Linked DNA regions of Homo sapiens: region 1 is linked to region 2. The links are chromatin loops, found by intact Hi-C in ENCODE. Cell type or tissue: K562. All regions are shown on one strand. Region 1 has its middle 19 kb from the start of BACH1-IT3. Region 2 overlaps GRIK1 (glutamate ionotropic receptor kainate type subunit 1).

Region 1 (5,000 bases), 170 kb before region 2:
CACACAATTGTAGAGGTTGGCAAGTCCAAAATCTGCAGGGTGGAGGGTAGGCCAAAGATCCAGGGAAGAGCTGATTTTGCAGCTCAAGTCTGAAGGCAGACTGCTGGCAGAATTCTCCCTTCTCTAGAGGAGGTCATTCTTTTTCGATTAATGCCTTTAACTAATTAGATGAGGTCTACCCACATTATGGAGGGTTAATCTGTTTTTCTTAAAGTCTGCTGATTTAAATGTTAATCTCATCTGAAAATGACTTTCAAAACAATATCTAGACTGTTTTGACCAAATATCTGGGTACTGTGGTGTAGCCAAGTTGACACATGAAATTAACCATGACATGGGGCTTTAAGGAGTTTGCTGGGAGGACTTTCTCTATGTACCTGGAATTTTGGTGGGCACACAGTGGATTATCTGACTTTTACGGGGCAAATTAAAAAGACGAGAGGCAGCTGGCCAGTCACTCTTAGGGCAGAAGTAAAAAGAAATTGCAGTTCCCTTAGGGTTGGCCTCTGTCGCTTTGTTTTAAGACAAACATTGCAGGGGTGTTTCTCATGGTCCAGCTATGGGCTATGTCAGCAAAGGCTGGCTTGGAATTCTCTTGGGGTTTTGTCCAAGAAGGCTACCTGCAGAGGCAAAAAGGTCTCAGCAGAGAGGATCTGCCTGTATCAGTGCATTCCTGGGGCTGATGAGGAATGAGGGTACATGATACCTACAGTCAGAATAAAGACATGTTCATCCAGTGTCTTAGTGTGCTTGGGCTACCCCAGCAAAATACCAAAGAACAGGCATATTGCTTGATAGGTAGAACAACAAAAATGTATTTTCTCACAGTTCTGGAGGCTAGGAGTCTGGGATCAGATGCCAGTATGATTAGGTCCTGGAGAGGGCCCTCTTTTTCACCTGAAGACAGTGGCCTTCTCACTGTGTCCGCATACAGCCTTTCTCTGGTGCATGTGTGTGGAGAGAGAGTAAGCAAGCTTTTTAGTGTCTTCATATAAAGGCACTAACTCCGTCATTAGGGCCCCACCCTCATGATCACATCCAGCCCTATATACCTCCCAAAGGTCCCATCTCCAAATACCATCACATTGAGGATTAGGGCTTCAGTATGTGAATTTTGGAAGGATACAATTCAATTCATAGCCCACAGTCTGAGCAAATACAGGGGAGACTTCTGGTGGCAGAGTCTCTCAAGAATCCACAAAAACACCAAGGAGAGAGGCTACTCTTTAAGTTAGAAATTTCCCATCTCTTCCCCTCTCTTGGACCCTCAATCTTAAAGGAGTCAGAAACTGAAGCTAGCAGAATGGAAAAAGAATGCAAAATGCTATAATAAGCCAGGAAGAGAGACTATATCCCCTCCTTTTCCAACGCCAGCTGCCTGCTAGATTCTGGCCCAAGGTGGAGTGGACTCACCTTTTAACACTAGATTGAAATTCAGACCTGTACATGGAACCAATCATTTTAGTTACTAATTTGTGACAATGTTTTACATATCCAGAAAAGTCTTGGGCTGCCTGGATTTTCTTCCTGGAGCAGGGGAAGAACTAGTCTGACTGAGTACATTTTAAGTGAGAGTAGGGGAACAAAAATAAATTTACATTTTATGAGACATATGTGTTCTACTATTAGCTGTATTTTGCCTCCCTATCCAATTTTAAAGGGGGAAAATTTAACTTGTTAAATGATTGTTTGATAGGTAGAGTAATGAAAAATCCCAAGACATGCTCTCTAGATTTGAGAATTTCACAGGTAGTTTTCTCTGGGGGAATCTTAGGAATTAAAACATTTTGGCTGGGCGTGGTGGCTCACGCCTGTAATCCCAGCACTTTGGGAGGCCGAGGCGGGTGGATCACCTGAGGTCAGGAGTTCGAGACCAGCCTGGCCAACATGGTGAAACCGCGTCTTTACTAAAAATACAAAAAATTAGCTGGGCTTGGTGGCGGGTGCCTGTAATCCCAGCTACTTGGGAGCCTGAGGCAGGAGAATCGCTTGAGCCCGGGAGGTGGAGGTTGCAGTGAGCTGAGGTCGCGCGCCATTGCACTCAAGCCTGGGCAACAAGAGCGAAACTCCGTCTCAAAAAAACAAAACAGCATTTTAAGTAGATGTAATACCTGCAGTGGCCACTTGGTGGCAGCCGTCCACGAATGCTGCTTTCGGCTCGCTGCCCTTGGGGACTCTGTGGTTTTGTGTGACAAGCATTTTTTTTTTTTTTTTTGTCCAGCCTCCTAGAAAATTGCCTGCTCCTGTTTTGGTGGAAACTCTGTTTTCCCTGACAGTGTTTGTTTTGTGGTTGAGCCCTCTTTGGCTCCGCGAGGCCAAGTTTTGTGATGCTTTCTGAATATCAGATATTTTAGTTCTATCATGTTAAAGCAGTTTGGAATCTCTGTTGGGTTTGAGGTTTTTTTTTCTTTAGTCTTCTCCTTTAACTCAAACACTGACTGACACATTGAGAATGAAAAGCTGTTGTTACTTTTTCCTGGAAAAGTTTTCTCAAATCTCAGACTTTCTAAAACTCCTGACTCACATCAGAGGGAGAATGCTGTTTTTCTGCCACCCTCAAGCCCTCATTATTCATGTTTGCACATGTCATTAGCAGGGTGAGTTTTCTCTTGATTTGTACCAGATGGTGTGATTTTTTTTTTGGGGGGGGTGGGGGAAGAGAGTAGAAACTTGTTTCTTTAAACTCCACCAAAAATTGTTTTCTAATAGGTTCATTCCTTTAATAACAAAATTTCATTTATGAGGGCACAGTAGCACCCAGAACAAATTTTGATTTTGCAAACCAATGACCTTTTTATGGTTCTTTAGAAATGGAAGTCAGCTGTTGTCCAGAAGGGTTGGTGGCATGGGGACTTAGAAAGCCATGAAGTTTGAGCGCCGCTTTCTAATGTCTGACCTGATGTTTGTGGCTGCACTTGCTGTATGTCCTCAGGCACAACAGCTATTAGCTTTGTTGTGAATTTTAGAGGGAGTCACTTGTTCAGGCAATGGATACTGCATATGTGGCACTCTTTGCAGGTCCAGCTGGGTGACATGCTGAGAACAACCAGGTGTGCTCCCCGAGCTCATAGCACATATGGTCAGGTGGATAAAACAACCTTGATTTCAAACAAAACACCCAAAGGAGTGCATGTGTAATCACACACTGAAGGAAGAGCTCCGAAGGAAAAAAAAAAAAAACATGTTGTAGAATCACAGCAGACAACCACAGACCTGCTCTAGCTGGGTGGTCAGGCCGGGTCTCCCTAAAAAGTTAGACTGAAGGTGAAATCTGAAAGATGGATTGACATTAAGCAGGGAAAGGCAGTGAGATGGGAAGGGGAGTGTTGGTGGAAAAGAATGGGCCCAGGCAGAGGACAGAGGTGGGAATGGTGTGTCTAAGGAATGCAGGTTGGAGCACAGACAGCTAGAGGAAGAGAGCGTGAAATGAGGCCGGGGAGAACAGGCTGACCCAGAGGGCTACGGCAGAGCTGGTGTATTAGTCAGGGTTCTCCAGAAGGACAGAACTAATGGGATAGAGGTATATACTAAAGGGTGTTTATTATGGAGAATTAGCTCTCAAGGTCACAAGGTGAAGTCCCATCATAGGCTGCCTGCAAGCTAAGGAGCAAAGAAGCCAGTAGTGGCTAAGTCTGAGTCACCAAACCTCAAAAGTAGGGAAGCCAACGTACAGTCTGTGGCCTAAAGCCCAAGAGCACTCAGCAAACAACTGATGTAAGTCCAAGAGTCCAAAAGCTGAGGAACCTAGAGGCTGATGTTTGAGGGTAGGAAGCATCCAGCATGGGAGAAGGACGGAGTCCAGAAGACTTAGCCGTTCTAGTCTTTCCACGTTCTTCTGCCTGCTTTTATTCTGGCCGTGCTGGCAGCTGATTAGATGGTGCCCACCCAGATTGAGGGTGAGTCTGTCTCTCTCAGTCCACTGACTCAAATGTTAATCTCCTCTGGGAACACACTCATAGACACACCCAGAACAATACTTTGCATCCTTCAATCCAATCAAGTTGACTCTCAATATTAACCATGACAGCGGAGGAGCTGTTGTTGATACAGGAGGGTGTAATGAGTTTATACATTGAAAATAGCCCTGTTGCTGTAGAAATAGCACATGGAAGTGAAGTGGTGCCCAGGATGCCACAGGAGCAAAAAGGTGGCCATGCAAATCCTGGCACAAGAGAGAGGAACTTGGATGAGAGGACAAGGGCCTGGAGACTAGTGGCCAGATTCAAGAGACAGGTGGGACCTAAAATGGACGGAACTTTGGGAGGAATTGGGTAGGAAGGGGTGGTTAAGGGAAGACAGCATCATGGGTCATTCTGGCTGGAGTAACAATGTTTGATGGTCTCTTCAGCAAGTGAGGGGACACAGACTGAAGACAGGGTCAAGGTTAGAACATGACTTGGCTGCTTAAACGCAAGGACAAAGGTTGGGATCTCCACAGATGGACACAATGGAAAGAGGGAGAAAGACAAAAGAGTTTGGAGTATTAGCAAGTCATACAAATAAAATGTTTCTAAAATGCTGCTTTACACATCATTAGGAGTTTAATTATGGTTATTTTCATTCTCTGATCTGCTTCTTCTGTTCTTTTTCTCTTCCTTCTTTCTTTTTCCTTCCTTTCTTTACAGAATTTTATCTCAGCTTGCTCAAGTTTAATTGCAGAAAGTCTCACATTTTTCTACCTTATGAATCTCTAAGATCTTTTCCAGAGTTTTTACAAAGGGTTTATACAAATTTTGGTAAAATTGAGTAACTTTTCCAAAAGACCAGATACCTGGACCAGCTGGTAATTTGTCATAATTTAAAATTATTTTTATTTTAATGCACCTTTCACTCTATGGTTTTGTATTTTAATGCATCTCTTAACTATACATGGTTGATTTATAGTGTGACTTTGGATAAGTTATGTGACCCTTCTTTGCTTTTGTTTCCTAATTTGAAGAATAGATTAGTAAAAAGATGATATAATAATCATCTTTTTAATGGGTTGTTTTGAGGACTAA
Region 2 (5,000 bases):
TTCAGTTATGCACTCATCTGAAAAAACACGTGCACTTTCTCTTTTGCATGTTTTAGGTTGTCTCAGAATTTCCTCAGTGCCAGTCCTCCAGCAGGCTGAGGCATTGCTTCTGGTTACCCCATTCCATCTTCTCTGTAGGTACCTACACCCTGCCAAAGGTAGCATATGACATCCTGACTCAGGAGACAAAAGAGGATGAGCACAATGTTGACAATGGTTTCTGATTCATTCCCCCCTCCCTTCCTGTAACCCCTAACTGTGGAGATTAAAAATGAGAGATTTGCTTCTTTGGAGTGAATGAATATAAAATGCCTTCTTATTTTCAGTGTGGTCCCTCATCTTGGAGCTCATTATTTCTTTAAATATGCCTAAATGTGGCTTGGTAATTTCACCTTCTTATGCGACTTAAGTACAAGTGATAAGGTGTCTTGGGGGCTCTTGAGTGTTTGATCCCAAGCTTTCATGTCACTTCTGCCTCTCCTTGAACTTCTAGGAGATAAAAGAAAACCAGCTGTTTTCTTGTTAAAGATCAAGGTAATCAGGATGGCGATTCAGGACACAACCATGATCACTGCAGGGAAAAGGAGGTGGTGTGATGTTTTTCTATTAGGCACAGTGTGTCAGAGTTATGTAGCTGTCAGAAAAGGTATTTTGTTTCATGCCTATTTGTGATGTCTTTGTTGTTGTTGTTGTTGTTGCCAGTTTGAAATTCCTGGTATCATCTTCAGTAAACTGAATGAGGCTATTCTTAGTGGTGCCTTCCAATGGCAAGAGAATAGTATTTCAGATGCTTACTAGGTTTCTGAACTATTCTTCACAAGCATTTGCCTAATTCTTTATCCTTACAGTCATGCTGTGGGGTAGATGATACTATACCCATCTTATAGATAAGAAAACTGAGAGACAAGAAGTGTAAGTAACTTGCTGATATGGTTTTGGTGTGTCCCCACCCAAATCTCATCTCGAATTGTAGCTCCCACAATTCCCATGTGTTGTGGGAGGGACCCAGTAGCAGGTAATTGAATCATGGAGGCAAGTCTTCCCATGCTGTTCTCGTGATAGCGAATAAGTCTCATGAAATCTGATGGTTTTATAAATGGGATTTTCCCTGCACAAGTTTTCTCTTGCCTGCCACCATGTAGACATGCCTTTCACTTTCCGCCATGATTGTGAGGCCTCCTCAGCCACGTGGAACTGTGAGTCCATTAAACCTCTTTTTCTTTATAAATTACCCAGTCTCAGGTATGTCTTTATCAGCAGCATGAAAATGGACCAATAGACTTGCCCAGGTTATATTGCTCATCAGTGTTAGTGGAACTAAGATTTAAACCCATGCAGTCACTGCCAGGACTAGGATAAAGTAAGAGAGGTGCTCAGGGTACAAAATTTAAGCGAGAATTTCCTCTTAATCTTGTGCAAGTATAGAATACTCACCCAAGAATGAATGTTTCCTTAAATTGCACCCTCATCCTGGGCTTGCAAGCAACCTAGATTTGTAGCCTAGGTACTTAATCCTTATACATCCCGCCTGCTTTATCCTCACCCTCATGGATCAGAGTCAGCCTTTAGTTGCATTGAACAGACTGAGAGAGGGTGTGCAGGCATGGAAGAGACCAGCAGAGACACGAGTCCAAAGCAGGTGTCTTTCCTTACTCTTAGCTGGGTATTCTCCTGTGCCCTCCCTCTTCTTTACACTATATTTCCATCCTTCTCCAGTACAGAAAGGAAAAAAATACTCTTCACTTGAGAACTAAATGTCTGTATCCCATAGAGAAATATTAGAATAGCATCTCAGAGCATTGCGCATACTCAGGCCTAGCTACTCCAAAGAGCCTTATTTCTTATCATCAAGTCCAGACACACCCTGAGGTTCGTGGTGGAATGGATGATCATGCAGTGTACATATCGATAAGGAGTCACGGGGCTTAGAACAGGGCCTTGTGACAAGGAGTCAAACTGCCTCAGAGAAAAGAAAAGGTGGAGGACAGTCCAGGATCCCAGGACATCAGTGAAGATATCTATCCCTGCAAATACCCCATACTCTCAAAAATCTTTTATGTGCTCAGTAGGTTTTGAATGGGAATAAACTTTTCCAGTTAGCTGATAAATGACAAAATAGTCACTATATAATTAAAGAGGTCCTTCCACTCAGTCCTGTACAGCCTGAGCTTTAGGAGGCCACTGGGATTGTGGACTGATAATGCTGGAACTATCTCTGGTACCCTTCAGTAATGGATCAACTCTCCCCTTGACTCAGTGGGACATGGAAGAAACACCCATATGCCCTTATGGACATGTGTGGAGAGCCAGCAGGAGCTATGGCCATGGCTGGCATGAAGGAGAGTAAGTGTTGGTATCTGGTAGCGTCACTGAACTTCTCAGCATCACAATGGAAAATTCCTGCTAGTCCTTCTGGACAAACTTTTGACACTGAAATCTGAGCAGACTGGTTGATGATGGCTTCCTCTCTCTTAGGGGCATCATGCCAGCAGAACCCTGTGGGGAGGACCATACCAAATGGGCAAGCCCAACAGTGCTCAGAAGGGCCCCTGGGCTGTGAGGGAGCATCACTTGCCTCTTTGATCAGGTTCATAAATCTGGGTCCGAGGCGCCATGGCTTATGTCTATGGCACTGCAGGGAGCTGACGGTCAGCTGGGATGCCCGGTGCGAGGCAATGGCCACCATGTACACAGCATCGTACATCAGAGCCGCTTCAGTCTGTGGAGGAAAACACACACCGCATCTTAAATTCCACTTTTGCTTACCTTCCTTTACTTGCATAATCACTCTCCCTGCTTCCATAGCTCTTATCTGTCTGATCTCAAAGGCCATTTACTCTTCAGCTAGGTAGTTTTCACTCTCCAATAGCTATTTTTCTCCAAAATAATACCTCACACTTTGGAGTAAATTGAAGTTATAACTCTGCTTCGTTTCAAGTTCTTTAAAAAAAAATAAAGCAACCCAGATCAGCCACAAAAGACTTGATTCAAGGAACAAATATTTTGCGAAGTGTCCTCCATGTTAAGCATGGTGTTAAGATCAACTACCTTGAGCTAGAAGCTACTAAAGCTCAAAGTTGCAATATCAGATTTGTTTCTCAGCATTTGTCTATATCTATTTATCTATCTACTTACTGGTTTATATTTGGTAGAAAGAAACTGCTACAATCACTAACAGGTGATTTCCAGATAAGGATACTGGTGTTGGTCACTTTCATTTAGCAGAGTTAAGAAGTTCATAGTCATGGAATGAAACTCAACGGCAAGTTTTGGGAGACCCTCTGAAGGGCAGACAAGTGCAGCTTGCTCAGAACATGCCTCCTCTTGCCAGCATGTGCTTTCTTGAGAGAGATTGAAACAAGTCGGTCATTCCTTTTAGGGGGTTGGGCATCTCGTTCTTCCCTTCCTCATGAAATTCCTCTCACTTGCACAATTTTACATAATACAGCATTTTATAAAATATGCTTCCCTGTGGTTTCCTTTAGGGATAAAATCTTATAATACCCTTGCATTTCACTTGAGGGTTTCATTGCAACTTCAAATACATTAGCTCATTTGAAATTCTCAACAAGTCTTCAAAATAAGCAGAAGAGATAAAGCTATTTATTATGTGAGAAAACTCACTTCGAGGTAGGATATTTGTGGAGGGGCACACACATGCACACACACACACACACATGCACAGCCACACACACACCACATACACAATCATAGTGAGAAATCCCAGAGATGTCACTACTTCTGCTTATTATTTCTGGAGAGTAATAGGGATTATATACATAGCTAATCATTTTCAGAGTTAAACCTAGAATCTAGGTCATAGAATGAAAATTATCATATGGTTTTCCAAAATTGGTTGATTCATTCAACATATACTATGCATTGATTGCTCATGTCTTGGTGGAGGTAGAAAGTGAGGACAGGGGTTACTATATCTCACAATTTTATCAGTCTTTGAGGTCACGGAATACCTCTACTTTGAATCATTATTATTCTGTTCAATCTTTATCATTGTATTTTCCATCTATTCATGGTCATGGATCTTTATGTCTGTATCTTGTTAAGAATATTGGTTTTTTGAAGGCAGAAACTGCTCAAATTTAAGTTAGCTTTGGTGACTAACATGGTTCCTGACACAGAAAAGTTGTTTAAACATGTTCACTGACGAAGTTAATACTACTCAATTCCTTAAAATGACATTTATTTTTGTGAGAACTGTAGAATTGCAAGGTTTTAAGATATAGTTTTAAGAAAAAGCATTTCATTCATGCTTATGTAATTGACATACTGACGTTGGATTGGTGGTGGCAGTAATTTATAATGCTTAAAAATGTTTTGATCATTTCAGTTCAGGACTTACACTATCCACTTTGTAGATGAGAAAACTAAGGCTCATGGAAATTGACCGGTATAAGGCTACTCTGTAATCAATTTCATTGCCAGGGTTTGAGCCTGCACCTGCCTGATTCTAGCACCCATGATCTTTACCACTTTGCTGTACTAATTCTGTTTAATTGGAGGAAAGTAAGCTACTGGCAGATTGAGACTTTTGGAAATGCAGTCAACAGCAATAGCTGACATTTATTGAGCACTTATGATATGTCGCATGCTGTTCTAAATCCCTTGCAAACATTAAATTTTCACTATAACCTTTATTCTTTTACAGATAAAGAAAAAAGATGTTAAATGGGATCCCCAAACTCATGGGGGGACAGGCAATATTCAAACCCACAAAGTTGGTGCTAGAGTATATGCCGTTAACCATAAAGCTGTGCTGCTTCTACACCAAGTTATTGGTCTGATGATTTAATAGTCACAATAATAGTTCAATAAAGGTTAATATTCACTGATAATTTACTATGTGCCAGGCACTATAAGCATTTTACATATGTCATCTTTTTTAATTACTGAAATTAAACTTTTGAAATAGGTATACAGACAGGGAAATTGAGGCTTGTAGAGAGGTAGAATAACTTGCCTAAAATTTTGTAGACATTAAG

The links. A loop is a pair of places that touch in the nucleus more often than their neighbours do. Peaks named below come from ENCODE experiments on the same cell type or tissue, not always from the same donor. Only the 100,000 strongest peaks of a DNase experiment are listed, where the experiment ranks them.
Region 1: a loop joins it to region 2, with 3 times the contacts of the local background. A loop is called at or near these places in 2 of 110 quality-filtered maps.

Annotation. Positions count from the first base shown.
Region 1 is chr21:29,474,503-29,479,502 of GRCh38, forward strand. No RefSeq gene overlaps it. Among named protein-coding and RNA genes, the nearest start is that of BACH1-IT3, 19 kb to the right of the region's middle. In K562, a CTCF peak has its summit at 2,144 (motif pointing right); a DNase peak (open chromatin) is centred at 2,179; H3K4me3 peaks cover 252 bases.
Region 2 is chr21:29,640,251-29,645,250 of GRCh38, forward strand. GRIK1 (glutamate ionotropic receptor kainate type subunit 1) reads right to left here. Exons shown (of 18, transcript NM_001330994.2): 7 at 2,576-2,719. Among named protein-coding and RNA genes, the nearest start is that of GRIK1-AS3, 15 kb to the right of the region's middle. In K562, no CTCF peak of the experiment used is centred here; DNase peaks (open chromatin) are centred at 1,582 and 1,891.